Linked DNA regions of Mus musculus: regions 1, 2, 3, 4, 6 and 7 are each linked to region 5. Evidence: chromatin loops called from intact Hi-C (ENCODE). Cell type or tissue: heart. All regions are shown on one strand. Each heading gives the region's core, and the rest is flanking DNA. Links, peaks and the distances in the headings are about the cores only. Region 1 overlaps Pik3ca (phosphatidylinositol-4,5-bisphosphate 3-kinase catalytic subunit alpha). Region 2 holds the start of Pik3ca (phosphatidylinositol-4,5-bisphosphate 3-kinase catalytic subunit alpha). Region 3 has its middle 10 kb from the start of Actl6a. Region 4 overlaps Zmat3 (zinc finger matrin type 3). Region 5 holds the start of Zfp639 (zinc finger protein 639). Region 6 holds the start of Zmat3 (zinc finger matrin type 3). Region 7 has its middle 100 kb from the start of Gm33886.

Region 1 (4,000 bases), core at 1-4,000, 51 kb after region 5:
GATGTTGCTGTTGTGCCGGTCTCCAATTCCCAAGATAAAGGTTGCCACGCAGTACCCAGCGCAGGACCGAGTGAACAGGTCAATGGCTGCATCATATCTACAGCAAGGAAATACACACCTCATATGTGCTATGGAAACGGAGTGGCTGCGGCCAAACTGGGGAAATACGGCTGACATTTCTCATTAATATCAGGAAAAAAAGTATGTCTGAAGAGCCGAGAAGTTCGGAGACTCTTAGTCTCAAAGGACTTTTCAGATGTTCCTTGGAATCTAAGCGTAATTCTTATCAGAATAAAAGAAACATCCATCATGGTCTCTTTCTCCATGGGATATGTAGCTGCAGTGTGTGAAGGCCAGGAGTTAGCACTCGCTGTCTTCTAGCATTCTCTTATTCCTTTAAGGATTTGTTTTTACTTATGTGTTTTTTTTGTGTGTGAATGGAAACACACCTGTGGAGGCCCAAGAGCGTGTGTGGCCCCATGGAGCTAGAGACAGGCAGTTAAAACTCTCAGATATGGTGCCAGGAAGCAAATCTAAGTCCTCTGGAAGAACAGCAAGTGTTTTTAACAACTAAGCCAATTCCTCAGCATCTCACTGTGTAATTTTTGAGACAAGGTCTCTCACTGACCTGGGGCTCACCACTGACTGTACTGTGGGCAAGCCAGCCCCTAAGATGGAACTGTTCAGGCTCCTTGCTTTGAGCATACACCATGAGGCTTTTAAGGGTGTCAGAGATTGAGCTTTGGTCTTCACATGTGTGCAGTAGTACTTCCATCAGCCAAATTATCTGTATAGCTCTATAGTCCCCAGTGTTTCTTACAATACATCCCAGGCAACCTGAAACTCACAGAAACCCTCCTGGGTTAGCCACTTGAGTGCTGGAATAAGCCAAATACCCAGGAGAAAATGATTAAAAAAAAATATAAAGATAAGGTCTCACTACATATAGCCCCTGCTAGCCTGGAAACCACTATGTATACTAGGCTGGCTTCAAACTCAAGAAACATCTGCCTGCCTCTGCCTCTGTTTTTCTATGTAGCTTAGGCTGGTCTGGAACTGAAAACCCACTTGCTAAGTAATGGGATTAAAGGCATATGCCACCACTGATAGCTTTGAAAATTAATTTCTAAAATATCATTTTGAAAAACAAACTAGGAGTAAAGATTCGAATGTATAATGTTACTTTAGAAAGAGATTTCTTTTTCCTTCTAATGATATAGCTATGTATGGGCATGTGCGGCTGAGTACAGGCACTGTGAGGCCAGAACAGGGCATCAGGTTCCCGGGAGCTAAAGGTACAGGTGATTGTGAGGGACCCGCGCAGGGACTGGGAACCGAGTCGGGTTTTTCTAACTGGTACACATGTTCATTTTGTTTATAAGAATTAAAAGAAAGAGAATAAGAGACACAAGGTGATTGATCAGGGTCCACCAAAGCAATTCTTGTTCACTCACAATAACCTCCAATGTTTCAAAGTTCAGTCTATTTCTCTTGAGCTCAGTGGTGAACCACTAGCATCCCCAGGAGCACGGGAGCAAACTCACATCTCGCCCTTGTTCTTGTCCTTGAGCCATTGATGCAGTGTGTGGCTGTTGAACTGCAGCGCCCCCTTCAGGCCTCCTTTGCACTGGATTTGCATGATGGTGTGAGAGTTTCTCACCACCTCGATGAGACCCACACAGTCCCCAATGGATAGACAGCCATAAGGTAGCATGCTGGAAATTGACAAAGGCAGAATCTTAAAACAGCAAATACTTTTAATTAAAATAAAAATATAATCACACCATCCTCCTACTGTCCCCTTTAGTCATTTGCATGCACATTCTGTTGCTCGATCTCAAACTCACAGACCTTTACTTCCTTGTTGGTACTTACGCACCGTCTTCCTGAATATGTTTAATACAGTCCATATAATATAATGTTACTTGTATACATGTTTTCAGGGCAGACCACTTGGGATTGGACAATCTAGGGGCTCTTCCATCTGGGGACATTGTCTCCCACTTTCAGCATTTCTTAGTTGCCTGCAGTCTCTGTCTAGGGTTGTGGCCTCAGGTGATTCCCTCTACCTCATTAGCATGCCTACTGCTGTCATCGTTGTTCATGTCTTGTAAATCTGAAAATATATATATATGCTTCCTGCCTTGATGATAACAGACTGGACCTCTGAACCTGTAAGCCTGACCTAATTAAATGTTGTTCTTATAAGAGTTGCCTTGATCATGGTGTCTCTTCTCAGCATCTCAGAATCTCTACATTCAATTAGTTAAGTTTATCACACAAATGACCTTTGTCTTAACATACTCTTTACTTTTTTATACTGACAAAACTATTCCTAAAAATGAGCCCATCTAAAATCAAATCATGGTCTGTTAAGGTGCCATTTTGTACGGAACAAAACCATCTGTATTAAATAAAGCTCTGACGGGGACTGGATAGACAGATGGTTAAAAGCGTTGCCTGCTCTTCCAGATGACCCAGGTTTGGTTCCCAGCACCCATATGGTAGCTCACAGTCTTCTGTAATCCAATTCTTGGGGATCTTTCTGCCTTGTGGTGGTTAGAATATGTTTGGGCCAGGGACTGGCACTATTAGGAGGTGTGGCCTCGTTAGAGGAATGTGTCACTTCGGGGTGGGCTCTGAGACTCTTCTCCTAGTTGCCTAGAAGCCAAGTCTTCTCCTGTTTGCCTTTGGAACAAGATGTAGAACTCTCAGCTACCATGTCTGTCTGGATGCTGCCATGCTTCCTGCCTTGATGATAACAGACTGGACCTCTGAACCTGTAAGCCTGACCTAATTAAATGTTGTTCTTATAAGAGTTGCCTTGATCATGGTGTCTCTTCTCAGCAGTGGGAACCCTAACTAAGACAGACCTCCATTGGCACCAGGCATGCATGTGGTAGGTATTCATACATACATGCAGCAAATACTCATATACATAAAACAGAATAAAAAGTTAAAACCCCCCCAAAACAAAAAAAGTGAGAAGACTGACTTCCACATTCTTTCAAAACGTGTTTTTGTCTGGGTCTGCTGACCAACTGTATTTTAAAAAGTGATTAATTCACTCATCGATTATTTTTTGTCTATGCATGCGCCCGTTTACATGAGTTTACATGCTGCCACTTGGGTGCTGGAAGCCAACTCTGGGTCCTCCGCAAGAGCATCCCGTAGTTAAGCACTGGTGCACATGAGCAGGTCGATGTGGATGGTTGTTTTATTTTTCTAAGATGTTTCTATCTCAGCTTCCCTAGTGCATGGCTCACAGGTATATGATATCATACTTCGTTTAAACGAAGTACATGAAGAAGCATGTATACACAGGTAGCCAGGAAAAGGAAGGATTATGTGATGGTTTTCCTTGATACTATTCTATAGTCTAATAAGATATTTGAGTTGCAATGTGAACTATAAAACTGTATCAATAAACTTGATGGCTACATCTAAATTGACGTGTGTTGTAGGTTTTAACATTAAGGACATTATGGGTCCCTATACTACTCATTTAGAAGATAGTCTGCCTTGTGAGTTTTATAAATTTTCTAAACTTACTTTTTATTATGACATAATAAAAGATAAAATATATATTTTTTTGATTTGGTCTTGATATGCAGCCCTGGCTAGCCTGGTAACCACCTTCACCTCCTGACCAGAATCCTCCTGCCTCCGTCTCAGGTATGGGATTACAGATGTGCACATCATGCCTGGCCACAAGTATAGATGCTAGCACCAATCGCATTTAGAAAGTTCAAGCTGGACTATAGTTTGGGGAATAGTGTTTTCACAATTCTAATATTCCCTCAGAAATTCAAATTTTATTACTGGCAACAAAACTGCCATAGCTGTTTTCCTTTAAACGACACACGAAGGAGGTTTACTTTCAAAGAAAACACCTGTCAAATAGCCTAACTGAATTATGGCTTGACCGTTAGATGTTAAATTTTGGTATTTTTGGAACAGGAGTTTGCTATATCTGGGATGGCCCTGGACTTTTTAAGAT
Region 2 (4,482 bases), core at 229-4,228, 110 kb after region 5:
ATAAGCTCAATGTTTTTGTATCTGTGTATTCATCTTTCAACTCCTTCCACTTGAGCAGGCTTGCTTTCAAGCATTATACTCTGTCACCAATAAAATAGCAACATTTGTTCCTTATTTCCCTTCTGATGATTTTACTATTCTGATGTGGTAACATTTGCTTCAATCACTCGTTCTGCAATTTTTTTTAAATGTGTACTTGCCTATTTTGCTTATTTTGAAAAATGAACGATTTAAAAAAAAATATGGATGACTACATATTTCCTATTGTCTCCCTTTAAAAAGTCCCACAACACGAGGTGGAAAAAAACAAAAAAACAAAAAAAAAACCCAAAACCCTAAGTCAACAAAACCCAAACCCAAAAAACAAAACCAAACACCAAACCAACAGTACCCTTTCAGATAATTTTGACAGATACTGCAGAACAGTTAATCTGGTAATTAAAAATTTCCAGAACACGTGATGTTTATTTATACCGTGATCTACGCTGTCAACCAGAACCCGACGCTTTAGTTTGAAACAAAAATACCTTACAACTTGAATTCACAGACACGGTGGTAGATTCTTGGATTGCAGTTGCAGTGGGAGCCCACTAATCAAAACACCGTGTTTTGATTTGTCCAAATTAATTTAGCAACACAGTATCTTTTATTTTTATTTTTCTTGGCCCAGGACTTTTCTTACAACGCATCATTAAACACAAGAGATTCGACATCACACGATGTCAACAAATACCAAGAGAGGCTAGCTTCCAATATGGTCTAAAGTGATTCAAAAGTTGCAGTGGCAACGGCCAGACCGGAGCTACCTGGGCTCTATCTACCCAAGCCGGTTTCCCCAGGGTCCCGCGAGCCCACGCCCCGCGTGTGCACAAAGGCGCAGTGGAGGCACGAGCTTTGGGCTGCAGTCTACTCTGTCCCCCACAGACGCAGGCTGCACAAGCCCTCCGCTGGTCTTCCATCTACCCACGTAGAGCGGAGGCTGACACCGTCCGCGAGCGGCAGAAGAGGCCGCACGGTCCCTGGATCGCAGGGGAGGCACGGAGAAGACGAGCGCCCGCGAGCCGACACCCGGCTCCGGAAAGGAAGGCCCGGCGAGAGTGAGGGCGGCGGGGCTCGCCAACACCCGACCCCGGGGCGTGCGGCCCTGCGTGCCCTTCCCGGCCTCGCTGCGATCGCGCGATGGAGGAGGACCGGGCGGAGGCCGGGTACGAGGAGAGGGGCCGGGAGCCCGCCCGCCCGCCCGCCCGGAGCCCGCCCTCCCTGCCATCTACTCACGCTCCGGCTTCTCTAGGCTGCGCGGCTCCCGCCGCATCGGGTCCCGGCCCCGCGGGCGGCGGCGGCGGCGGCGCCGAGGGAGAGGACAGCGGGCGGCGCGGCGCCCGCCTCCCGGGCCCTCTCCCCCGCCGCTGCGGAGCGGCCCGGCCGGGCCCGAGCGCTGCCTCGCCGGCCGCCCCAGCCCCAGCCTCGGCCGCCGCGGCACCGGAACTGCCGCTCGCTCGAACGCTCTCTCCGCTCGGCGCCGGCCCCGCCGCACGCCCCCACCCCCGGCTCCGCTCGCCGGCGCCCGGGCTCTTTTTCCTTTTGTTTCCAGAATAAACTTTATTGGTCTCTCTTTCCGCTCACATCGTGTAAACAAACAACGAACTCTTCCCCACCCCCTCGGCTCCCCCCTCCTGGGGCAGAGGAGGGTGAGAGCTGAGGAGGGGCCGAACTTGCAACGCCCCGGAAACAGGGCTGCAAAGACCGGAAGTGAGGCGGAGAAGAGGCCGGGCAATGGGCAAGTTCGGGAACAGTGACTCACTGCGCCTGCGTCCTGCTCTTCCGCCCCGAGTGGCAGTGCGAGTCAGCGCTGCAGTCGTAGCTCAGGCGGTGGTGTCATCCTGGGACGGCGGACGTGTCAAACCTATTAGCTTCTTCCAGCGGCAGTCTGTCTTGGGAGAAGCAGACAGGAAAGTCGGGAGCGAGGGATGCCCAAAGAGGAAACGAAAGGAGGGCAAGATGAAGGGTGGCTCTCCCAAATTGGATGCGGATTTCAGGAAGAAGTCTTTTGCAAACACTGGTTTAAATTGTAACCCACTCCGATAGCCCTCTGCAGTCTTTAGAGGTCTTTGGCTATGTCCAGTCTGTTTTCCTTGTATCCCAGCTATAGAAGCTGTGTTACTTTTTCATTTTTGAGGCTTCAAAATAGTTATGCTGGCTTTAAGTACGATTCAACGTGGTGAGGTACTGCCTAAGGTTTTGGTTGCAAGGAATGAGATATGTTGACTTTTAAACGATGCAACCCCAGTAATCCCACCACTCAGGAGGCTGCCGGATCTCTGAATTCCTGAGTTCGAGGCCAGCCTGGTCGAGAGGCGGGGGCGGCAACAGACGGACAGACAGACAGTCGGTATCCTGCGTTTCTCTCCTTACGGGTCTTTTATCATATTGAAAAAGCCTAAGGTCCAGAATCGAAGTCAGAGCCAAGTCCGGCAGCCTAGTGCCCCCTGGAATTTTTAAAGTGTAGAGGACAGGAAATACACTCAAAACTGCCACGCGTCCTCAACCTCGTCTTAAGGATTCATTCCTCTGTGTTTTACTGGACTGTCTGTATTTCCTGTTTTCTTTCTTTTCCACCCTAAGGCCTCGTTTTAATCTCACATTCCAGGGAATCTGAGTTTTAAAATATTTAACTAGTCGTGTCCGGCAGTTTCAGAACACCCTTATCCCCGGTCGAGGAGTTAAATAACCTTGAATTTCATAGTTAATCTTAGGTCCTAAAAGCATCATTACTTAAATTGTGCTTCCTGTGTGATATTAATAGATAATACTTGGTCAGGGAATTTTATGCTGGGAATAGTTTGCTTTCTAATTTTTTTTTTTTTTTTTTTTTTTTTTTTTTGGTTTTTCGAGACAGGGTTTCTCTGTGTAGCCCTGGCTGTCCTGGAACTCACTTTGTAGACCAGGCTGGCCTCGAACTCAGAAATCCGTCTGCCTCTGCCTCCCGAGTGCTGGGGTTAAAACCACGCCCAGCTGGGTTTTTTGGGTTTGTTTGTTTGTTTGTTTGTTTTTTAAGCTAGGGGCCAAACTGGGGACTTTGTGTATGCTAGCAAGTCCCCTACTACAGAATTACAGCCTTGAATTCTTTCTGCAGTATTGCTAAATGTTTAAAGTATGTTACACATCTGTGGGATAGAATCATTAAAATACTGAAAGAAAAATGCTTTAGAGGAAAAGAAAAGTTACTTATTATTATATTATTAGACTGTGAAGCAAGCAAACCAAAATGCATCAGAATTAAATAATTTCACCATAATTCTTCCTTTATTAGAATTAACTTATTTACTTATGTATTGAGACAGGATCTAGACATGAGCCCATGGGTTGGCCTCTGTCTCAGCACAGTCTTCCTGCTTCATCAGACCAAGTACTGAGATTACAGGTGTGAAACATCACAACTGGTTAATACCATCCTAAGCATTTTGAGGCCGAGATGTCCACAATAAAGCTATTGTTTCATGCCAAATCACTAAAATTATGACCATAGTTATTTGTTTCTAGGTTGGGTTTTTTTTTGTTGTTGTTGTTTTTTGTTTGTTTTTTTTTTTTTTTTTTGACGCAATGTCTTAGTAGCTCCTGCTGGCCTTGAACATTCTGTACTTCTGTGGATGAATTTGAAATGGTGGTCCTTTGGCTTCTGCCTTCCAAGTATGGGGTTAGAGGCATGTACAATTATTCTCCTGCCTTCGGATTTACTACCATTGCTGGGGTGATGATTCACAATGATTATGAATTTCACTGGATCAAGAAACACCTATGGAAACTGCTGAGACTCACCTCTGGGTGTGTCTGGTGGCATTTCCCAAGACAGGTAGATCAGGAAGGCTCTGAAAAAAAAATCAATGGATTAATCCTTTGATGGATTCATAGTATAATGGCAGTGTTGGGAGGTGGTGGTAGGGAAGTGGTGGGATTCAGGGCCCAGGGGGAGGAAGTAGATCAGGGAGGTTAGGGGAAGGCTCTATCTTGCCCTGGTCTCTTCCTATATTTTCCTCTCTCTGCTTTGAGCTCCAAGAAGTGAGAAACAGTCTACTACACTCCAACTTCCATGATGTTCTGCCCAGGCTTGGGGAAAGCTACAATAAGCTGATTCCTTTGAAACTATAAGTTAAAATTTGGTGTTATGGGGAGGTACTGGACCTGCTAGGAGGTGAAGCCTAGAAAAAGGAAATTAAGTCACTGAGGGAATGTTCTTGAAGATGATATTGTGCCATGCCTCCTGAAGCTGGATCCTGGAAACCTGACTGGGAGCAACAGGAGATTAAGAAAGACAGATAGGTGTAACATAAAGCTGGAATGACTGCATGAGTGCTTGGATAGAGACACACCAGCAACCCATATGGTCAGCGAGGTTGTTATGTACAGCATAAATGAGGAGACAGATCTTTGTAGAGGAGCAATCTCCAGGTATGTAATGGTGCCGTCATGGGGAATGAAGAAACT
Region 3 (4,482 bases), core at 166-4,165, 190 kb before region 5:
TGTGTGAATTATAACACAAACTAGCTGCATGTAACTTCCTATGACGGAATTGGATGGTTTGAGAGGATCTGAGATCCTCAGGCAGGTACGGCCGCCAGCCACCATAATTCCCAGGCAGGACTATGGAGCATAGATAAATTTTATGCCTCAGTCCAGCTTTTTAAAAATATTAATAACAGGGAGGAGATGTAGCCTCCCATAAGCCTGAAGCAGGCTGAGCCAGAACTTGACCTTGCTGCCACTAAGGAGATTATCTAGGGGGGAGCCTTCCTCCCTAGATCACTCTATTGTTGAGCCACTGTCGCTGTTCCTCTTCAAGATACTGCTACCAGCTGAGAGGCCCCGGAGCTACTCTGGAGACTATGCCCTATCCTGCACATCATCACCTGCAGCTGGTTCCAGGCTCCAAGGATGAATTGGCGGGAATGGACTTCCTCCCTCTTTTATAAAGCGTGTCCACCATTAAAAATTTGAACCTTGAGCAGACTACTTGTCTTGGTTCCATTATTTCTCAACCTGCCTAGGCTCTCTCTTTTCTTTCAGTTCCAAGATGCCTTCCAGGCTCGAACCCGGACATGTGAGCTGCTGGCTGGCCCCAACACTAAGCCTTTGATTATACTTTATTTTGAAACAAGACCTCTTAACACCCAGGCTGGCCTTAAACTCACCATCTATCTGAAGATGGCCTTGAATTTCTGATCCTCCTGTCTCTGCCTCCAGAGTTCTACTGTTACAGGCACCACCACAGATACACCTGGCTTTACACTGTGCAGGGGATCAGACCTGAGGCTTCATTCACGCTTAGTAAGCACTCCGATGCCACAGTTAATTAAAAAAAAAAAAGATAACAAGACGCTAAAATTATTGACCCTAAAGTATTGAATTGCTAGAAGAATCTCTTAAAGGAAAACTGTTCAGCCCAAGAGAACACTCCACAGTCATGGCATTGCTTCCTTTGAGGTGAGACTTAGATCATGGCAGCTTGTGGTGGTTGGTTGGTTGGTTGGTCGGTCAGTTGGTCAGTTGTTGATATTTGGAAATAGAGTTTCTCTGTGTAGCCTGTCTGCCTTGGAACTTACACTATAGATCAAGCTGGCCTCTAACTCACAGATTTGCCTGCCCCTGCCCCAAGTCCTGGTATTAAAGGGGTGTGCCACCATTCCCAGCTGCTGCTTGTATTTTTTAATTCTTAAATACTAGAAAACTTGGGGCTAGAGAATTGGTTCAGTGTTTAAGAGCACTTGTTGCTCTCTAGAAGACCCAGGGACAATGCCCAGTACCTACAAGATGGCTTGTGATCATCCAGACTCCCGATCCTAGGGATCTGACACCTTCTGACCTCCCTCAACACTTCACATACATGGTGCACAGACATACAAGCAGGGAAAGCATCTATATACCAAAAAAAAATATGTCTTTAAAATTTAGAAAACTACTTACTATATAATGAATTAAAAAAATAAAATTATTGGGTCTGATTCCCAGCACACCACAGAATCCTGGAGACTATCTGAAGGCTGCAAGATGTTTCTGCATGGCTATTTCTCCCCTAAAGCCTGATTTCTGTCTACAGTCTTCCCCAGGCCTCAGTCAATGTTACTGATACTAGTAGGATTAAAGAGCAAGAAACCTCAGGACTATTGGCTGTCCCTTCTCACTGGCACACCTTATCAAAACTAGAAGTGCCTGGGATGGGCGCACAGCTCAGTGGCAGAGCACATGACCAGCATGTGAGGGCCTCTGAGCTGGTTCCTCTGCAGTACGAGGACAAAGCAAACCAGTTCTCTTTATCCACACTTGGAGCATTTCTTCCTAAGCCCAGATACTACATCAATAAACAGTGAAGTCCCACAGTGAAGTCATCTGGCCCAACAGTGGGTGCTCAGAGACTGACTCGGAGTCCAAATCAATAGACATTGCGCTTTCAAAAGCCTGGTACTCCAAGCATAAAGAATGTTCTGTGTTCCTGCTGCAGCCTCTGGCTTCGACACAAGGGGGCGCTGGTCTTCTGTTCTTATGGTACCACACCAGTTCTCCTCAAGTCAAGCCTGTCAAAGCACATTAAGGAATTCAGTTATCACTACATAACCACAAGGACCTCTTCCTCCATGTTTATTAAATCCACTGTTGGAAAGGCTTCAACTGTTAGATACAAACGCTAAGAAACAAATTTGCAAGACTATCTCCGTCCAAAAAGAAAAAAAAAATTCCTCTTAAAAAATAGGTATACCTAGAATTACTCCATACTGTAAAATACACAAAGTAAGTGACTATGAAAGGCAAATTTCAACATAGACATTTTAGTGTAGATATATGTATTATGAGGAATGATAGAAAGCACCATCTTATGTTCCCTGACATTTCTGTGCAAGCGCTGCTCAGATTACAGGTAACTGGAATCTCAACTTCTCAGACACAGAAACAGGGTATGGAGGTTTGAATAGGAATGGCCCCCACAGGCTCATAGATTTGAGTACTTGGTCACTAGGGAGAGGCACTAAGACAGGCATTAGGAGGTATGCCCTTGCTGGAGTAGGTGTGGCCTTGCTGAAAGAAGTGTGTCACTGGGGGTGGGCTTTGGGGTTTCAAAGGCTCACACCAGGCCCTGTGTCTCTCTCTCCCTGTTGCCTTCAGATCTGGCTGTATATCTCTCAGGTACCATGTCTGCCTACGTGCCACCATGCAAATAATGGACTAAGCCTCTGAAACTGTAAGCAAGTCCCAATTAAGTGTGTTCTTTTGTAAGAGTTGCCTTGGTCGTGGTGCCTCTTCACAGCAATAGAATATTGACTGAAACACTGAGTCAGATTCACACATGTCTGTCTTGCCATTAGGATAAGAAGGGCTCTGCTAACCATCTTACTAACAGATCAGTGATTATGAGGAAGCAAACGATATTTTGAGGAACCAGCCTAACTCCATTTTGAAGACAGAAGCCATAATGCTGTATTGTTAAAAATAAGCTTTTATTTACTAGAAGAGCCGAGTTGCTGTTTTTAAAGTCTGTTTCCTCGAGCCATGATCTTGACTTATTTTTGAGGATATTCTAGCCCCCCTTAGCCTTCCCTAATCACATGATGACCACATGGTGATTTTTTTTGAGATTTTTTTTCTATATTTCCTTTTTCTTTATTGTCTCTCTTCTGTAAACCTGATTTGAAACCAATTGTGATTCTACTCCTTAGAAGGGGTCCAAGAAATAGACTATGCCCTGCTCTCTTTAACCTGATATAAGAGATAGTCGCCGCTGGCCAGCTCCTGGGTGCACCCCAATAAAATCAAGCTTCCTTCCATTTTGTCTCTAAAGTGTGGTAGTGATCCTATTCTCCCCCGGGGGGACTAACAATTTGGTAACGGCAGGCTCCTTCACAATACACCAGTCCAATTCTGCAGTGGAGACAGTGGGGTCCTCAAAAGACAACACCAGCACTGAAAACCATGTGTGAGATAACATGAATGTTTGTGTCTATGCGCTCTCACCACAAAAACAAAACACCAAAACCTTTGCTCATTTGCTGCAGCTCCTGGGACACAGGACACGATAACCATGTAGGGAGCAGGGTCGATATGTAATTAGTGGATGCTGCAAAGTAACTCCTTGGGCCACCCTGATGTACCACTAATGTGAATCAGTGGCAACATTGTCATGGAGCTGTTCCACAGCCCAGAGCACCACCAAATCCTGCCCAGGGTCTAGCCTAAACTCCTTTTCATGGAATCCAAGACCCCGGGGAACAGCTCTAACGTACCTGGCTTAGGCTCCTGAGAGTACCTTAAAGGGCCACAGATGGGGAAGTTCAAGATGAAAAGATTCATCAGTCTGGGCCCTGTCCTAACTAATTGTGGTTATCTGTTGTTGTTGTTGTTGTTGTTTGTTTGTTTGTTTTCTTCTTGACACAAGGTAGAGTTATCAAGAAGAGGGAACCACGGTTTAGAAAAATGTTACCATCAGATTGGCCTGTAGGTGTACCCATGGGAATACTTTCTTTTTTTTGGGAGGGGGGGATGAACGTTCGAGACAGGGTTTCTCTGTATAGCCCGAGCCGTCCTGGAACTCACTCTGTAGACCAGGCTGGCCTCCAACTTAGAAACCCACCTGCCTCTGCCTCGTAAATGCTAGGATTAAAGGCATTCACCACCACTGCCCAGCGACATTTTCTCAATAATTAATGTAGAAGGGGCCTGGCCCACTGTGGGTGGTGCCACACCTCAAGTGGTCATAAGTGGTTTTTAAGAAAGCAGGCTAAGCAAGTCATGGGGGACAAGCCAGCAATCAGCATTTCTCCATGGTCTCTGTTTCAATTCCTGCCTCAAGATTCCTTCCCTGCTTGAGTTCCTAGCCTGCCTTCCCTCAGTGATGAACTACAATTGTAAATTGTATAAAGAAAAGCATTTAATTGGGGGCCTGCTTACAGTTTTGGAGGATTAGTTCTTTATCATTCTGTTGGGGAGCGGACAAGCATGGTGTCGAAGCAACAGCTG
Region 4 (4,482 bases), core at 203-4,202, 180 kb after region 5:
TCTCACTGCACTGTTGAGCACCAACTCATGCAGGGTCTGTCTGATTGTTTTTGTCTTTAAATGGCTTTTATGACCACTCTGGCTACGTAAGTGGTCACGTGACCCCCCCTCCCCCCACCCCTTCGTGAAAATGGTGTTCTCCATCACTGACCCCTCTCATGCACTCTCTACCTGATGCTTTTTTTGTTGGTTTTAAGAAATGACTCCATAAGTCAGGGTGAGCGATACTGTCTTAGGCAGGGCAAAGCCCTCTCGGGAGCAAACCCTCCTGGACGTGGCTGGTCGTTGTTCTGCCTTCTTTCAGTATCTGATCACCCACCAAAGGTTCTGTAAGCCAGTGTGTCACTTTGTAAGTCTCACGTTGACTCTGCTCACCTGTGGCCCCCCACCCCCCACCCCCAGTCAACTGTAGTGACCTGGCATGGGTTTTGTGTGTTGCCTTCGAAATGCCTTATTGGGTATGCCAGGCTACTCTGTCAAGCATCCCAGCTGTCTGCTGAGACATACATGTCCTCTCTGGGGTATGTGCTCTTGATCCAGAAGCAAAGCTGATCTTGCTTTCAGTGTCAAGGGTGCGTTTTAATTCAGTTATTGTCTTAAGTTAGAAGTGAAGCAGGAAGCCGAGAGAATGTGAACCTTTCACGTGATCAGTGTGGCAAACCGAAAATGTGCTTTTGCTGTTTCACTAGAAAGAACGCAGCTAAGAAATGCCAGTCCAAACCGGAAAGTGGGGCTGTGTCATATCACGCTCCCCACTTGTCACTTGGCCGTTGAGTGTCTGAGCAGGCCACCGGGCAGTGGGCCAGTCTATGTTCTGGGGCTACAGAGCTGACTGACGTCACAGGATTCAAACCAATCAACTGTGAATTGTGAAATTGAAATTGCTCTTTTGGTTTTTATTTCCTTCAGCCTAATAAATACAGAAGTCTGAATGTTATTTAAGCTTAGACCACTTACGTTGGCTCATCTTGGCTGTGTATTCTCATGTATGTACTGATTTCTGATAAAGGCTTGATGACATTGTAACGGGCTTTTTGTGTTCAGTTCAATAAAACAGTTTCTGAGTCTTGTCTCAAAAGCGTTCGGTTCTGAGTCGGGAGGAAGTTAGCATCAGTGATTAGCACCCAGCTGTCATCCCCATACTTCAGGTGGGATGTGCGCTCCCAGTTCACAGCGGTATGTGGTCTACTGTGTGCTTTCCAAGGCTTAGAATACTGAATTTGAGGACTTGCTGTGGAGTTGGCCTAGCTACCCATCCACCTCCGACTCTTCCTTCCCAGCTAACCTGGGACCGGGGTGTATTCTGTTTTGTGATACCTTCTGATATTTATGTTCTCTTCAAATTCTGAGAGAATGAACCCAGAAGAATGACAACTCCTGCTCCTGGAAAGAAACACATCAGAGAGCAGACGCTCACTCATCTCTTGGGCATTCCACCTATGAAATGGGGTTATGGACATAGTCACTGGAATGCAGTCCTCACAGAGTCTTTGGAGTGCTGTGGAGTGCATGCATCATGCTTTGAATTTAAATGTCTGTTTGAAAAGTAGGTTGTAAGTTTTAAGATGGGATGAGGAGGGCCATCAGAGGTGCCTAAGTCCCAGGAGCCTTGCAGGTTTCCTTGCTCTAGGTTTTCCCAGATGGGGACCTTGGCCCTCAGTCCAAGGTCATGCCCCAGCCTATGCCTCACAGCTGCCTGTAAGACCACACCGGACATTCCCAGGCCACTGGTGACCTGATAGGAGAGTGTGAAGGCCGCACCCAGTGTTTGTGAAGAGCTTTAAGACTTGTCTTTTGAGCTCAGGGCACAAAAATTTATCCTATTTGTGGGATACTCAAACTATTGAGAACTTAGAAATGAAGACAGTTTATTGCAGTGCAATGAGAGTGTTAATAGGACCGAGACAAAAAATCTTAATATAAATGTGTCTAACACACGTGTAACCCCCTAACATACATGAGATGTGTACTTGGCCCTGGAATGTACCTGGCCCTGGAATCTACCTCTGCGACCAGAGGTAGACCTGCCTTTGGAAGAGAGAGAAGCTGGTAAGTTAGGCTTGCCATTTGGGTTTTTAGGTATGTAATTAGAACTTCAAATGTATTTTGGACGGCAGCCTTCCCTCCAGACAAGAACAAGATGGCTTTCATATTAGCTTCATTATCTAATCCTTGTTTGCCAGAGGCTCCTTTGCTCTGATTTTCATAACAGTTCACTGGGTTATAGACTTGGCCCATAGGTATTTAGCGCCACCGTGTGGACTCTTCAAAGCTTGCATCTAGCCATTGTGAGGAGCTTAAAGTCAGGATTTAGGTTTAAGAAAATGTGGAGGATATGCGTTTTACTGGTAAGTGCAGCAAAACATAGGTTCATTTGAAAATTCAGACATAGTGTCTTCAATAACTATTGGTGAATGTTTCCCTTGATAAAGCTGCTAGAGTAATTATTGTGGCGAATGCCTATTTTATTTTAAACAAATACAGTTCTTTCAGAATGCCTGTTTTATTTAAAAACCAAACCAGACAACCCCCTCACTCCACATTTTGCTGCATGTGGACAAGAAGAACAGACCTGAGAATGAAGTGATCGTAAGTGCAAGTCTCTACACCGGGAGCAAGGAATTAGATCCTCAAAAAAAAAAAAAAAAAAAAAAAAGACTGGGGAAGTGAGAAAAACAATGAAATAAAGGCACAGCGTGTGAGAGTGAGTCACTGGGACAGCATAAAAACCAAGTTTGAAGCTCTAAGCTTTTCCTGAATGTGATGTGTTTGGGGCAGGGGCAGAATAGTTTCTGTACAGTGAGTTGCAGCTCAGGAGACAGGACATTTGGAAAAGGCTGGTGCTAATGCCCAGTGCTCACTGTCTCGAGGCCGGCCTGGTCGAGAGTTCCTTCCATCCCTTCCTTTGTACTGTAGGTCATTTAGAGGAGTATCTTAAAAATGACTTTCTCTTTTATCTTTTTGACAAGCTAGATCCTGAACTCACTCTGTTTTCCCATCCCTTAAGCTGTTTTCCCATCCCTTGAGCTGTCAGTTACTCTAGTTCTTTAGTTTCTGGAGCTGGTCTGTTTGCCCTTTTTGGTGACACCAGTGTGTCATGACAAACAGCCAGCAGTGTGGCTTGACCTTTGAGTGTGTATTCTCTTACATGATAACCCATTTTTTTAGTTTGGGGAATTATTCTGACTTTTAAAGTTAAGGACTTAAGTGAGTAACTCGTGCATAAAAGAATGGGTTGCTGTAATCATTTTTAAGGTGGCATCAGATCCGCTTACTTTGTTGTGTAGCCATGACCACCATCCCGCCCCTCAGTGGTTCTCATCTGCCCAGTCTGAAACGTCATCAAGCACGACCTTCCGTTTTCCCCTCCCCAGGGCCTGGTGGCCACCATTCTGCCCTCTGAGCTTATGAAGCTGACTACCTGAGGAGTCTTACAGCAGGGGAAGTCTGTCGCTCCCTGCCTTATTCGTCTTACTTCTCTAAGCATAAGGTTCTCTCAGCACTGGACTACATGCCAAAATTGCCTTCATAGTACTCCGTTGCATGTAGAGGTACATAGAGCTTACCCATCATCCATCAGTGGGCATTTTGGTTCCTTCTGTTTACCCTTGGCTATTATAAATGACAGTTCTAAGCATATGAGTGTATGAAGGTATATATAAGTCTGTGGGACTGTGATAGGCAGCCTATTTTGGTTGAATAGGGCTTGCTCAGGTGACCCAATAGAGAAATCTACTAGGGATGGAAAGTGGAGCCACATTCCCAGAATCAGGTGCCTGTCCATAATTCTGTGACTACCAGTCAGGTAATGTCCCAAGCTTCTGACATTCTGGCTAGACTCCACCCCCACAGTTACCTGACTATAGCCAGGTATGCTCCCCTCCCCCCCCTACAGTTACCTGGCAACTACAAGATAGCCCAGCCCACTATAAGAGGGGCTGCTTGGCCCCTCCTCGCTCTCTTAAGCTCTCACCTTTCTTATTCTCTAGCCCTCCTTCTCTTTATCCTTTACCCCCTCTCTCCACGTGGCCATGGCCAGCCTCTCTCTTTCTACCTTCTCTCCTTTCTCCCTGTCTTTCTACAATAAAGCTCTAAAACCATCGACCATCTTTGATCATCAAGGCCTGCCATGCTTGAATGATGGGATGGGCTTTCTCCTAATGAGCCGAGTCTAACCTGCCAGAAGGCCATCCTGTGCTCCAGCCATGGACCTGACCAAGGACTCTCACCGATGGGAACCATCCAGCGCCACCTGCCCTCTCCTCCCTTCATCCCCAGGGCCCCTATTCTGTTCTCAGCTCCTCTGCCGTATCCAGTGTGGGATGCCAGAGACCAAGAACCTGGGAGTTGGGCTGCCCCTTGTCCACCACCTGACATGTGGGGTCAGTGGCTTAACACAGCATGGAAAGTGTGCGCAGTCCTCCTGTGTCCACCTGCCCAGAGCATCGGAACTCTAGCAGGACGTGGGTTCTCTCCCCCTCC
Region 5 (4,482 bases), core at 289-4,288:
GTAGAACACAACTGTCAAGAGAATATCTCAGGTTGTTCAGAACGTGAACAAAAAAGTAAGAAAAGGAAACCAAGCACGGGATTACAAGTCCTTAACATTGCCATTTGGATTTGTCTTGTCACGTGAGGAAGGTGGAGGAGAGTGTGACTCCTCAGGATTGGACATCACCAAAGGTTCCTTAAGACCACTCACAACCAAGAGCTGTCAACCAGCCTTCACCCAGGCAAATAGAATTGGATTTGTGTATGCACAAGTGCCTTCATAAAGACATCGGGAGTGTCCACAGGACACAGGAATGTCGCGAGTCCTGAGGACTGGACTCAGGTCCTCAGGCAGCAGGGACCTTACTCACTGGGAAATGAGCTGGCCATCTTGTCAGCTTGAGAAATTTGACTTCTTAATGAAATGTGAACCATAAAAACTCATGCTCACTAGTTATCCTTTTAAAAAGACTGTTAACTATCTGAAACGTATCCTTCCCCAATTATACACAGGTGTCACTGTAGAAAACCAGGACATTTGAAATTTAATCACCTAAAATCCATTCACTCAGGAAAAAAAAAAGATAATATCGTGGTGATATATCCATAGTTTATAATTTATCATTTAAAAAAAATTTAAGCCTAAAGTGGTGGCACATGTCTTCAGTGCCAGCACTTGGGAGGCAGGGGCAGGCAGATCTCCGAGTTTGAGGCCAGCCTGGTCTACAAAGCAAGTTCCAGGACAGCCAGGGCTACACAGAGAAACCCTGTCTGGAGAAACTGAGTATTGAGACCTACACCTTTATCCCCAGCCCTCAGGCGGTAGAGACGGAGGATGTCTCTGAGTTCTTGACCAGTCTGGTCTACACAGTGAGTTCCTGGCCAGCCAGAAGTACATAGTGTTTGAAAAAAAAATTAATAGACGGGATGTGCTAATTCTGAATTTATATTTATGTTTGGGGTTAGGCAATTTGTTGTTAAAGGCATACAACACTACTGGCTTGCTCTCCACTTTTTGAGATAACATTGAAGACAGAAAAAAAAATCCCATTTTAAAAAGGCCCAACTGCCCTCTTCCACATCAACAGCAGAGCTCAGTGGCTCACAGCTGACATCCCAGCACTCAGGAGGCTGAGGCAAGATTACACATAAAGTCTCTTGTGTCCTAAAAACAAAACAAACACATCACCCACACAGAGGCATCTTGGCACCTGGAACCTTCACAACACTTAATAGTGCTTCCCATAGACAAACCTTTTCAAAGGTTTCTCATGAAACCTCGGATGTCTTCACACAATGCCTAGACACTTTTTTTGTTTGTTTTTTTCGAGACAGAGTTTCTCTGTGTAGCCCAGCTGTCCTGGAACTCACTCTGTAGATCAGGCTGGCCTTGAACTCAGAAATCCGTCTGCCTCTGCCTCCCAAGTGCTGGGTTTAAAGGTGTGCGCCACCACTGCCCCGCACCAAGACATATTTTTAAAAGGCTGTTTTCGCGCGCATGTGTAGTCCGAGATGGTGTCTGATCTGGAGGCAATCATGAACCTACTCCAACTGGGTGTTCTCTCCAGCACCCAGCACCGAATTTTTTGAGACTGGGTCGTTGCGTTTTGAAGACGTTTATAACACTTTATTTTTTCACCTCCATTAAAACAAACAAACAAAAAATATTTCCAGGGCTCAGAAGGCGCTTACAGCTAAGCCAGACGACCTGGGTGTCTTCCCTGGAACCCGCAAGGTGGGAAGAACAGCCTCTTGGAAAGTTGTCCTCTGACCTCTACACTTGCGCCATGGCACACGTGCGCATGCATACACGCAATAAGCACGTACATTTTCAAACAGAAAGAGAATTTTCCCGTTCTAATTGAAGCCCGGCGTGGTGGCACACGCCTTTCCGGCTAGCCTAGGCTACACAAGTCCCTGTCACAGATTACAGGAATTCGAAGAGCGCTGGTCTGATTGGCCTCTCCTGGGAGCCTCTGTCCGTGAGGACTCAGGGCCGGGTCCCCGCTGGACTCCAGCGTCTCCCGCGGGAGCAGCCTCCTGCAGGCCGGCATAGGCCCCCCCGCCGCCGAGTCCACCCGAGCGGCCGACACGCACCGGGCCGGGCAGGCCCCGCTCGCCCCGCGGCCCTCGCTTGGCACGCAGGCCCCGGAGGCCGGCCCTCACCTCACGTAGCAGCGCAGCTCCGGCGAGACACGCCCGGATGATGGGACGGAGGGGGCTGCCGGGCCACCGCCCGCGCCCTGCCCAGCCGCCCGCGCCCTCCCCGGCCCTGCCCTTCCCTGCCCGCCAGGCCCAGCAGCACTCACCCCGTCACCCCGCGCATGCGCCACAGCGGGCCGCGAGAGTAAAGATGGGGGACGGGGGGCGGGAACCCTAAGGATGAGGGCGTGGCCTGAGCATGGAGGGGGCGTGGCTTCATGCTAAGGGCGGGGCCTAACAGCAGGACAAGGAGAGACTAGCAGTGCTGTCTAGCGTCCCCTACGGGCACATCCGGGCCGTGCCACCTTCCCCCCTGAGGTCAGCGCTGTCCCACTCATCGGTTTCCTGGAAGGCCGCAGTGATCGATCCTCAGGGTCTTCAGGATCATTAGTGTTTCACGCATGGTGGTTGTCCTCAAATCCCAACATCCGGGCTAGATAAGTCCAGGGCCGAGAAAAAACGCGATGTGACTCGAGATGGGTCCTCAGACCACACCCTGGGTTCTTGAAGTCTTGGGAGATTGGAGGTGGAGTTAGAGAAGGGAGAGCTGAAAAAATGGCTCCCCCCAGTTAAGAGAGTTTTATTTCTCTTCTAGAGAAAGCATGCACATGATAGTTCACAAACGCCTTTACTGTAACTCAACAGCAAGGGATGTGAAGCCTCCGCAGGCATACACACCTCCCCATCCCCCCACCTAAATACAAAAATAAATAAATCCTAAAAAGAAGACCTGATGGAGTGAACCGAGGTTATCACAAAGGATTGCATTCTGTCATTTAAATCCTTTTCGTACCTTGACCGTCAATAAGCAAAGGATTAAATTAGATGAGCATAAATAACTGTGAACATTGTTTTTGAATTATCCCTCGGGCTGACAGTAGATTTCGGTGGTTGTCTGTGCTTGGCAGGGTGAGTGCTGAGGTGTGAGCCCTCAGCGTTACAAGCAACAGTCCAGAGTGCGGCTGTGTGTTTTCTTTCTCGCTCCTCCTTCAGTGTTAAGAATGGAGTCCAGGGGCTGGAGAGATGGCTCAGCTGTTAAGAAAACTGGCTCTTCCACTAGGGGATTCAGGTTTTATTCCCAACACCCACAATGAGGTTCACGTCTGAGCTCACGTGTAAATCCAGTTCTAGGTCGCCTGAAGCCTTCTGGCTTCCATGGGCGCCAGGAACACAAGTGGTGCACAGACATACATTCAGGCAAAACACTCATACAGATAAAAATAAAATATATATATTTTAAAACATTTTTAAATATAATCCTAGCTCTCATCCACTGAGCTGCCCCACCCCAACCCCCTAATCTGGGTGAGAGTTAAAGAGGTTTCAGTACAATTTGTGAGTGTTTCTCGGTTTTGTAACTAAAGCCCTTAAGGTTCAACTAATTGTACGTGAATAGCTAAATCGAGTGGGGTAACTTATATCCAAAGTCACTTGCAAAGTCCCAGCCACGGTTCGTGTGTCTCACCAGCCCAGCGCCCTGTTCTTGCTGTCAATCACCTGGTATTCAGCCGGTTGTCACTGACACCCTCCCCCAACCCCATCACCACGCCTGGGGAAGTCCAGCTGTGCGCTTTGGAGAGACAGCGCCTTTTTGTGAGATTCAGTTTGGTGACCTCATAATCTGTAGGCATTCTCCTCTTAGACATGAATATTCAGGCACACCAGTGTAACCCAAAAGGAGTAAGAGAGGGTTCGCAGACCTTCTTTATTCCTAGTATACTTAGCATCGGGTACAAAATAGGGAATTGGGGCCTGATTGATTGAAGACTGTTGAATTTATAAAGATGCTGCCGGCGGCTACGGGTTTCTCGCTGTGAATCTAGTAGAGGACACAAGGGGGAGCCATGCGATCACTGTCAGTTATAGGGTTTCTCAGGCTTGCCCTTGAGTTTGACTTAATTCTCCTCTTGCCTGCGTCACTAGAAGGGGAGGGGGGAGAGACTATGTCATGGTATTTAGACAGCATGCATCATTGTTTTCAGGGCTCCCCTTTCCCCCTCCCTGGCAAGATGTGCAGCTATGTAAAATCTTGAAAGCCCTAGGATAACATTTTACAGGAATATTTAACCACCATCCTCCCAAGTTTTTGATACAGGTGTGTCATAGCTTAAATTTTTCCTGATCACAGAAATGTGTGTTATACAATAGATAGTAGAACAGAATTGTACTGGCTAGTTTTGTGTCCACTTGACACAGCTGGAGTTATCACAGAGAAAGGAGCTTCAGTTGAGGAAATGCCTCCATGAGATCCAACTGTAAGGCATTTTCTCAATTAGTGATCAAGGGGGAAAGGCCCCTT
Region 6 (4,482 bases), core at 319-4,318, 140 kb after region 5:
TTGCATCTTCCTGTTGTGTAGGCTCAGGTGTCTGAGATGTAGATCTCAAGGTCTGTGCAGGAGTTCCACTGCTTCTGTGTCCACCGTTCCTTCCCAGGTAACCTCAGAAACTTCTTTTGGGGGAGGGGGCAGACATGAGGTCTTTCTTGAGGTTTATAACAATACCTCTAAGCGACAAGACTAACTGCCCATATTTGTGTCAGGTTATACTCTTAAAATTTTATTAAGGTTACTAGTCCTCTATGCAGGATGCAGGCCTGCTGTGGAGGTCAGAGGACAGTTTTGGGGAGTCGCTTCTCACCTTCCACCTTGCAGCATCCCTTGTTTCTCCTACTGTGGTGCATACCCCAGCCCAGCTGGTCTGAGAATTTGTGGGGGGTTCTCCTGTTTCTGCTCTGCATCTCACCACAGGGATGCTAGGATTACTGAAGCAAGTCACTGCACCTGGTTTATATTATATTATGCAGGGACTGGGGCTACCAGGCTCAGTGGCTAAGTACTTTATCTACAGCCATCTTGCTGGCCCCAGATTGCATTCTTTTTTGGAATGACTCATTGTGCCAGATGCCTATTAAAGCAGAGATGGCTGCACTGGCTTAAGGTTTAGTGACAAAAGTGGCTTTGGCCATTGGAATCTGTGTGAATGGGCCATAGCACATCAGTGCCACAATGTTACATTCCACTATCGATTTTGATCCTCTCATGTGCTTCAAGTCCCATAGAGGTATGCCTTCTGTCAACAGACCAGCAACACACAATCACAAAAGTAGGTTTCAGCCACAAGTCAGTGAGATTTGTTTTTGTCCTTTAGTAAAGGTGGTGAATATGACCGGTTTCTTTTTCTTTCATTTATTTTATTTTAAAAATTTATTTATTTATTTATTTGAGGGGGGCTACTGAATCTCATAAGACCCAGTGATTCACAAAAAAAGCTCTAATTTGTGGGGCCATTTTCTCTGTCATGAGATTTACATTTCTATGAAACAAGTATCTTGGGATTACTTGCTTTTTCCTGGGCCAGAGAAGGAAATGCCTGAGCTGTTTGAAGTAAGTTGTAGGATCAGGGGCAGCAAATTTGGAACATCGAGTGTATGTATGTGTATGAGCTAGCGGGTAAGGCCCCTACTTTCAGCTTTTAGATTTTATTCCAACATGCAAATACACATAAAACTATAAAATATAAACGGAAGACTCCAAGACCTGTCTCTTTCTGCACTCAGGGAGTTTAAGGTAGTAGTATATGTAATAAAGTCCCATGTGAGGAATGGAGATTGTTATCATGCAGTGGCCCGAGAGGCCATGGAAGTTGCTTGTAGGAGAGGCTGCAGGGGGCAAGGATGGACAGGGAGAAAGGCATTTAACACCAAGGACAGGCTGTGTAAGATCACAGAGGTAACGCTAGACTATGGGCCTGTGATGGATAGTACAGACTGTCAATAGGAGTGTTTCTGGATTAGAAACCGAGGAGGGAAGACTCACCCTGAGTGTGGGCGGCTTCGTGGATGGAAAGCAATCGAGCAGCTCCTCCCGGTTTCCTGACTATGGACATTTGTGACCAGCTGCCCCACTTTTGCTCTCATGGCTTCCCTGCTGTGATGGACTGTACCCTCAAACTGCGAGCCAAAATTAATTTTCTTCCGTTGCCTTTGCCAGCCATTTTATAAGACGGGACATGTGGGTGAAAACGAGGATGAGGGTTGTCAGATGGGAAAGGCCAGCCAGGGCCCAGCATGGTCCCAGCTAACAAGAGTGAATGGCAAAGTTCTGACAAAGGGCTGAGAAATGCGTTTCTACCCCGCTGCTTTTAAAACAATGAAGCCATTTGGTATTTTCACATATACAGCACGTGCACTGAACTCATCTGTGCGGTGGATTACTCTTCCCGATGGCGGGTGCACACTGGTCTAGTCTGCTGAACAGTCCTCGAATTCGCGAAGCCCGCCCGTACCTGGTTGTTGGCGCATGCTCCAGTCATAGCCTTGCATTCCCGTGTAAATAGGCAGTCTATTAGGCTGAGTTGAGGCTCACCATATTTAGATCTTGGCATTTTAGTTTATGGTTTACACAATAACCACACACAATGTGAAAGTACTTGATGCTGCGAAACCATACTCTGCCGGTAATATGGAAAATTCGTGTCATGTTATCCAAGGAGAAACCCCTAGCCACTATACAAGTATTCACATGCAGAAGGTACAAGCCGGCAGAACAAGCTAGGGCTGCAATCCATCCCAGCGCCTCTCTTGAAGGTATCCCGGGGACTTCTGCAGTCCTTCGGGTCCTGCCGGTGAGCGGGCTCCTTTCCAATGTCTTTGGGCGGAGGCGCAAGGAGTGCAGTTTCCAGGTCTCAGAGGAGAACCTCCGCCCTCCTACCAGGCTCTGCCAAGCTTCTGCCCTCATCGCTTTCAGGGTAGGCTGGGGCAGCTCCGAGGAGCCATCAGGGCCAGGGTAGGGTACCCTTTCGAGTCGCTGTTCCGCACCTGCTCGGCGTCCCGGGTCTGCGGGAGCAGCCGCTTGTCCGTGCACATGCGCAGTAGCGCTGCCGGGAGCCCTGCCTCCTCCTCCTCCTCCTCCTCCTCCTCCGCCGCCGCCGCCGCCGCCGCCTCCCGGTTCCGCAGTCACTTCCTGCAGCTGTTTCCCGGTGGCTCCGCTCCGACCGACTTTTGACAATCAGCCTCCAGCAGCGGAGCGGCCGGTCGGCGGCGGCGAGCGCAGAAAGTGGTCTTGGAGCGGGCAGCGGCGCGCGGGGTGGCGGGGCGGCTGCGGCCTGCCGGTTCCGGTGAGTGCGGTCCTCGAGTCCGCTCGGTTGCGTCCGTGTGCGCGTGTCAGCCTCGCCCGCGGCGTCCAGCGGGCCACCGATCCCGATCCCGCAGCCATTCGCACAGCCGCCTCGGCGACTCGGTGCTCCCGGCCGGCATCCTCGCAGGACCCGAATGCGTGTGAGCTTGCCCAGCCCGGGAATGGCACACGCGGGGGCGATGCTGCAGGGGCGCAGTTTTGAGTCCTAGATGCTGAGCCTGGGTCGCCAAGGCCTCCTCCCCTTCTAAGCTTTCTTCTGTGATGTAAAACAGCCTGCCAGGGCTGTTTTTCTGCCTGCCACGTTTTGGTGACCTCTGAGTAAGGTTTTCTCTTGTCTTCTCTTCTCCGGAATACCCAGGGGTAGCCTTCCTTACTTTACCCGGACGCCAGGAACCTGTTCCTGGATTCTCTTCTTTGCCCTGGGTCTGTTTCTGCTCAGGGGAGGCTGTTGTTTGCAGTACAGCCGGTGAGGAGTAGGCCCCAGCCCAACCGTGGAAACGTGTGCTGTGGTCATTCATTTCCCTCAGACCGGTACATGGTGGAGCTGTGATTTTCTTTAGTGTCTCTGAGCTCCCTTCCAAATTAGGACATCAAGCGCTGTGCATCCTTCGTGTCTGCCATCGCACACGTCCAATCGGATGGATTTTGAGATCTGAGAAGTATTTTTATAACAGCTTCTAAATTAGTCTCTTAAATTAATGCAGCAGTTTGAACGGATCCGAGCATGTTTTTGAGTCTGTATTTCAGCTTGTGTATTCACTGAAGCTTAGCTTTGGTTTTATTTATTTTTAGAGTTATTTATTTATTTATTTTTACCCAAATGTAATACCTGTTGTGATTGTCACCTATAGACTTTTGGGGGAGGGCTTTTTTTTTTAACCTTATGTTGATTATTAAATCTAACAGTATTTTTGAGGTCTCTATTCTTTCTTTGAACATTATGAACATAAAATGTAATAATAGGTAAACCTGCACTGTAAACACCCCCACCCCACCCGGCCGGCCAGTGTTTTGCTTTGAAATAAGGCCTTTTTGTGCCTCTGCTGGGAGGAGGGCCTTGTTTCTGCAGGACTGCTGCATGATTCTGGGGCCACGCATGCTGGGGTTTCATCAGGTGGGAGTAAGCATGTGAGAAACAAGCCCAGGCATGTCTTGGGAGCATGCTGATTCGGTTCTCTATGTATATTGCTGATTTTCTATATCCAGATGTTTTGATATCCTGCCCTGTCCTTTCTCTATGATCTAACAGAGAATCTGGATGACAAGTTAGGGTCAGAATGACATGGTCCGTTCTATCTAAGTAGTTAATCTATTTAAAAAGATGATTTCATTACCCTGCCTCCAATATCCCTAATCATCTTTGCTCTTTGAATGTCTTAGTTGGGAGACATAATATTGTTTCAGAGAAACTTACTGTTTAAATGTATCAGATCTGTATCACTTTCCTTTGTGTTTCCAGAGATACGGGTAGTTGATTATTATCCTTTTCTAGCCATTATGATTAATGAAAAGTGTTGCTAAATATTAAGACTAACCACTCTTAACTGAATGACTTCCCAGTCAGTGGCTCCTCTCCACTGTGTGTCTACAAATGTTTTTTTCCCTCTTAAAGCGTCCTTGAGTCATTTTAGTAAGACTGTTAGTGTCCTAGCCTACACATCTTCATCACAGACAGGGAAGCTC
Region 7 (4,482 bases), core at 319-4,318, 720 kb after region 5:
GCTTATGAACCATTCGCAGAAGCCCCCCCCCCCCCCCCCCCCAGTTAAAGCCCTGACTATGTAGAAACAAGCAGTATAAGAAAAGCAAGGGTAGATAGAATTTGGGAGTTGTGCCAGGATTCGGTCTTGGGCTTAGTGATGTATGTTTTCTTTCTTGGAAAGGAGTGGCAGAAAGGAAGCACAGTTCTAGAAGCTCTGGATGTCATGGGGGTATTAAATGCTAAGAGGCCACAGGGTAGTTATTATCAGGAATTATCACTCCGTACCAGGCACTGTACATGCACTTTGTTTAGTGGCTGTTTTCTTATGTTCCCTTCCCGTGCATTGAGGGTTTAGAAACCTTAGTCAAGATTGAATGGTTAGAACGTGAACTTATGGTGGTTCACTGTGTGAGCTACTTTTCTCTTTCTGGGGTGAAATAAACACCTGACATAAGGAACAAAGGAATAGAATAGATGCTTTATTTTGGCACACAGTTTGTGGGTACAGTCCATCATGGTGGAGAAGGCATGATGGCAGTGGCATGAGGTAGCTGGTTACATCACATCTATGGTCAGAAAGCAGGGAGAGATGAATGCTATTGCTTAGCTAGTTGTCTCCTTTTTATTCACCCATTTCACTGAGCAGTGCTACCCATATTTAGGGTAGCCTCCCCCTTCTCAATTAACCTAATTTCCTTCTCAAGAAACGTGCTGAGAGTCAGGGGCAGAGATGTACTTCTCTGTTATTATAGATCTTGTACTCAGTGCTGTACTCACATTTACCATCTGAACTGGTCTGTGCCTAAAGAGTTTCCTTGGATTCTGGCCTTTCATTGCTAGACCCAGATAACCCTACACAAACAAGAATGGGGTTTGCCACCCTTAAAGTGTAAGAGGAAAATTTCAGAGCTAGAGATGTACATCCTCATGCTAGGTACTGCACCCAGCCCCAAGTCAGAAAAGTCATGTTCAGTACATGGTGCAAAGACAGAGAGGATCTTTGCTTAAGGTTCAGCTACCAGTAACTCAACATATAGAAGGACAACATTACTATAGATCAAAAACCCAGAAAGCCAAGATGGCAACTTAGAAAGAGCCAACATTCTTAGTCATCAGGGAAATGTAAATCAAAATGTCACTGAGATTTCATCTTATACTCATCAGAATGGTAATACAAAGATTCAAGTGACTCAAAACCACATGCTGGTGAGGATGTGATGAAAGGTGAATACTCCTCCATTGCTGGTGGGGTGCAAACAGGTACAACTTCTTTGGAAATCAATTTGTCCGTTTCTCAGAAAATTTGGAGTAGTTCTACCTAAGACCCAGCTATAGAACTCTTGGGCATATACCCCCCAAAATGTATCACCGTACCACGAGGATACTTGTTCAACTATGATCATAGCAGCTTTGTTTATAATAGCCAGAAACTAGAAACAACTAGATGTCCCTTAACTGAAGAATGCATAAAGAAAATGTCGTATGATTACACAATGGAATTCTATTCAGCTATTAAAAACAAAGGCATTGTGAAAATATTCAGGCAAATGGATGGAATTGGAAAATATTATCCTGAGCAAGGACCCCAAACCCAGAAAGTACAAAACTGGACATTAAACATAAGGTACAGGATAACCATGCTACAATTCACAGACCCAAAGAAACCAACTAATAAGGAGGTCCCAAGGGAGGATATGTGAATCTTACTCTGAAGGGGAAACAAAAAATAGTCATTGGTGGTAGATGGAGAGAGGGAAACGGGTGGAAGAGGGGGTGAGTACGGTAACTGGGATGATGATCAGGTGTGGGGTGGGACTGTGGGAGAAGTCTGGGAATGAGAGTGGCAACAGATTGGGGCATCTCTGGGAGTAGCTAGAGACCTGGGATGGGGGAGGTTCCTGGGACTCTATGGGAGTGACCCTGGCTGAGACTTCTAGCAGTGGGGGAATATGGAGATTGAAGTGGCCACTTCCTATAGCCAGGTGGGACTTACAGTGGGGGGAGCAGGGCATCAATCCACCCACAAAACCTTTAACCCAAACTGTGTCCTGCCTATAAGATGCGCAGATCTAAAGATGAAGCAGAGATTGAGGGCCAGCCAATGACTGGCCCAACTTGAAACACAATCCCTTGTAAGACAGCCAATCCATGACATGGTTAATGATATTTTGCTGGGCTTACAGACAGAAGCCTAACAGAACCGTCTCCTGAAAGCAGATGCAGAGGCCCACAGGCAAACATCAAGCGGTGCTTGGGGAATCTTGTAATAGTGGGAGATAGAATTGAGTGAGCTGGTGGGATCAAAGACACCACAGAAAGCCTAAAGAGTCAACTAATCTGGGCCCGTAGGGGCTCACAGAGACTGAACCATCAACCAAAGAGCATTCAGGGGCTGGACCTAGTCACCTTACACATTTCTAACAGATGTGCAGCCTGGTCTTCATGTGGGTCCCCTAACAATTGGAGAGGGACCTGTCTCTGAGTCAGTTCCTGGCATTGGATCCTTTCTCCTAGATGGACTACCTGGGGGGAGGGGATGTTAATGGGAGAGGAGGAACTAGGGCCTATGGCAACTAGATGTCCCAGGTGGGGTGGTACCCACGGGTGCTTCCCCTTCTCTGAGGAGAATGGGAGGGAGTAATGGGGGAGGAGGAGGAGGAATTTGTAAGGGCGGGATTGCAGGAGAGGAGGAATCGGGAGGGGTACGATCTGCATGTAAAGTGAATACACAAAAAAGTAAATTTTAAAAAGCTTCAGTTTAAAAAATTTAAACCACCTTTAAGTGTTAGGTTTATCATTTTTGGCCCAAGGCTGACACCTTGTGGACATTTCCAGTAATTGTGAGCTTATTCTCTGTTCTCTGTACAGTGGTTACATCTAAGCAGGTGTACTGGCAATTTAAATTACAGAGAAACAAGCAAAGCAAAGGACAGTTAACTGAATTTTTAAAGCCTTGGGGGAACTTACTTCAGAATTTGATTTAAATTTACTTTTATTATTCACTTGCTTTTAGTGTTTGCCCAGACAAAAATATTAATTTATACTTTCTAGGTTCTGCTCAGATTGTTAAATTAACCAATTTCCAAATCAAAGGCTGTTTTCTTTCTGCTTCACTGTAGTATCGGTCCAGTTGTGTAGTCAATGACCAACTCTCTGAGAACTTCCCATCACCAATAGGCCTCAATGGGAATAAAGGCTATTAATGGCTACAAATGGATAAGAAGGGCCAGTGCTCACTGAAAAGCTAGAAGTCTTTGCTGGAAAATCTTTAATGTTTCCAGGCGGCAGAAGCTGAGGGTTAGGCAGGCTCATGGTCCTCATAAGCACAGGCCTGTCTGATGACCTTTGCTAAATATTTTTATGCATACTATATCTACCAACTTAATATAAATTCTTTGCTAGCAGATATAAACTACTTCCTAAAAATTGCCTTTATTGCAACTGCTGCCACCATGCTCCCTTTCCTAAAAACTCAATCTTTATTTTTTTAGTTTTTATTGGATATTTTCTTTACTTACATTTCAAATATTATCTCTTTTCCTGGTTTCAGCCTATCCCATCCTACCTCCCCCTGCTTCTATGAGAGTTTTCTTCCACCCACCCACCCCAAACCACCTCCCTGCCCTCAATTCCTCTACACTGGGGCATCTATCAAGCCTTCATAGGACCAAGGACCTCTCCTCCCACTGATGCATGACAAGGCCATCCTCTGCTACATATGCAGCTGGAGTCATGTGTACTCCTTTGTTTATGGCTTAGTCCCTGGGATCTCTGAGAGGGGTGGGGGGGGGTTCTGGTTGGTTGATATTGTTTTTCTTCCTGGGATTGCAAACCAAATCAACTCCTTTATTCCTTTCTCTCTAATTCCTCTATTGGGGACACTGGCTCAGTCCAATGGTTGGCTGTGAGCCTGCACCTCTCTGCATTTGTCAGGCTCTGGCAGGGCCTCTCAGGAGACAATCATATCAGGCTCCTTCCAGCATGCACTTCTTGGCATCCACAATAGTGTCTAGGTTTGGTAACTGTATATGGGATGGATCTCGGGAAAGCCTCTGGACGGCCAATCCTGTAGTCTCTTTTCTACACTTTAGCTCCATAATTGCTCCTGTGAGTATTTTGTTCTCCTTCTAAGAAAGACTGAGCACCCACACTTTGGTTTTCCTTCTTATTGAACTTCTTATAATCTGTGAATAGTATCTTGATTATTTGGAGCTTTTGGGCTAATATCCACTTATCAGTGAGTGCATACCATGTGTGTTCTTTGGCAAATGGGTTACCTCACTCAGGATGATATTTTCTAGTTCTATCCATTTGCCTAAGAATTTCATGAATTCATTGTTTTTAATAGTGGAGTAGTATTCCATTGTGTAAATGTACCATATTTGCTGTATCCATTCCTCTGTTGAAGGACATCTGGGTTCTTTCCAGCTCCTGGCTATTATGAATAAGGCTGCTCTGAACATAGTGGAGCATGTGTTCTGGTTATACGTTGGAGAATCTT

What was found. A loop is a pair of places that touch in the nucleus more often than their neighbours do. Peaks named below come from ENCODE experiments on the same cell type or tissue, not always from the same donor. Only the 100,000 strongest peaks of a DNase experiment are listed, where the experiment ranks them.
Region 1: it touches region 5 in a loop (4-fold over the local background); 13 of 42 quality-filtered maps call a loop at or near these places.
Region 2: it touches region 5 in a loop (6-fold over the local background); 19 of 42 quality-filtered maps call a loop at or near these places.
Region 3: it touches region 5 in a loop (5-fold over the local background); 6 of 42 quality-filtered maps call a loop at or near these places.
Region 4: it touches region 5 in a loop (6-fold over the local background); 29 of 42 quality-filtered maps call a loop at or near these places.
Region 6: a loop joins it to region 5, with 6 times the contacts of the local background. A loop is called at or near these places in 8 of 42 quality-filtered maps.
Region 7: a loop joins it to region 5, with 7 times the contacts of the local background. A loop is called at or near these places in 13 of 42 quality-filtered maps.

The regions. Positions count from the first base shown.
Region 1 is chr3:32,457,577-32,461,576 of GRCm38, reverse strand. Pik3ca (phosphatidylinositol-4,5-bisphosphate 3-kinase catalytic subunit alpha) reads right to left here. Exons shown (of 21, transcript NM_008839.3): 18 at 1,545-1,715; 19 at 1-97. Among named protein-coding and RNA genes, the nearest start is that of Kcnmb3, 32 kb to the left of the region's middle. In heart, for the core only: a CTCF peak has its summit at 1,613 (motif pointing left); no DNase peak of the experiment used is centred there.
Region 2 is chr3:32,394,286-32,398,767 of GRCm38, reverse strand. Pik3ca (phosphatidylinositol-4,5-bisphosphate 3-kinase catalytic subunit alpha) reads right to left here and starts at 1,703. Exons shown (of 21, transcript NM_008839.3): 1 at 1,276-1,703. In heart, for the core only: CTCF peaks have their summits at 1,840 and 2,493; DNase peaks (open chromatin) are centred at 1,077, 1,767 and 2,357; H3K4me3 peaks cover 2,585 bases; H3K27ac peaks cover 2,417 bases.
Region 3 is chr3:32,695,918-32,700,399 of GRCm38, reverse strand. No RefSeq gene overlaps it. Among named protein-coding and RNA genes, the nearest start is that of Actl6a, 10 kb to the left of the region's middle. In heart, for the core only: CTCF peaks have their summits at 1,785 and 1,987 (motif pointing right); a DNase peak (open chromatin) is centred at 1,989.
Region 4 is chr3:32,331,388-32,335,869 of GRCm38, reverse strand. Zmat3 (zinc finger matrin type 3) reads left to right here. Exons shown (of 6, transcript NM_009517.2): 6 at 1-1,078. Among named protein-coding and RNA genes, the nearest start is that of Gm42201, 7.3 kb to the right of the region's middle. In heart, for the core only: no CTCF peak of the experiment used is centred there; a DNase peak (open chromatin) is centred at 759; H3K27ac peaks cover 410 bases.
Region 5 is chr3:32,508,398-32,512,879 of GRCm38, reverse strand. It overlaps Zfp639 (zinc finger protein 639), which reads right to left and starts at 2,288. Exons shown (of 7, transcript NM_144519.4): 1 at 2,148-2,288. In heart, for the core only: CTCF peaks have their summits at 2,477 and 4,011 (motif pointing right); DNase peaks (open chromatin) are centred at 2,349 and 4,059; H3K4me3 peaks cover 3,035 bases; H3K27ac peaks cover 2,189 bases.
Region 6 is chr3:32,363,801-32,368,282 of GRCm38, reverse strand. Zmat3 (zinc finger matrin type 3) reads left to right here and starts at 2,618. Exons shown (of 6, transcript NM_009517.2): 1 at 2,618-2,779. 4930429B21Rik (RIKEN cDNA 4930429B21 gene) reads right to left here and starts at 2,794. Exons shown (of 1, transcript NR_027966.1): 1 at 845-2,794. In heart, for the core only: a CTCF peak has its summit at 2,699; a DNase peak (open chromatin) is centred at 2,622; H3K4me3 peaks cover 2,505 bases; H3K27ac peaks cover 1,936 bases; H3K27me3 peaks cover 410 bases.
Region 7 is chr3:31,788,846-31,793,327 of GRCm38, reverse strand. No RefSeq gene overlaps it. Among named protein-coding and RNA genes, the nearest start is that of Gm33886, 100 kb to the right of the region's middle. In heart, for the core only: a CTCF peak has its summit at 2,800 (motif pointing left); no DNase peak of the experiment used is centred there.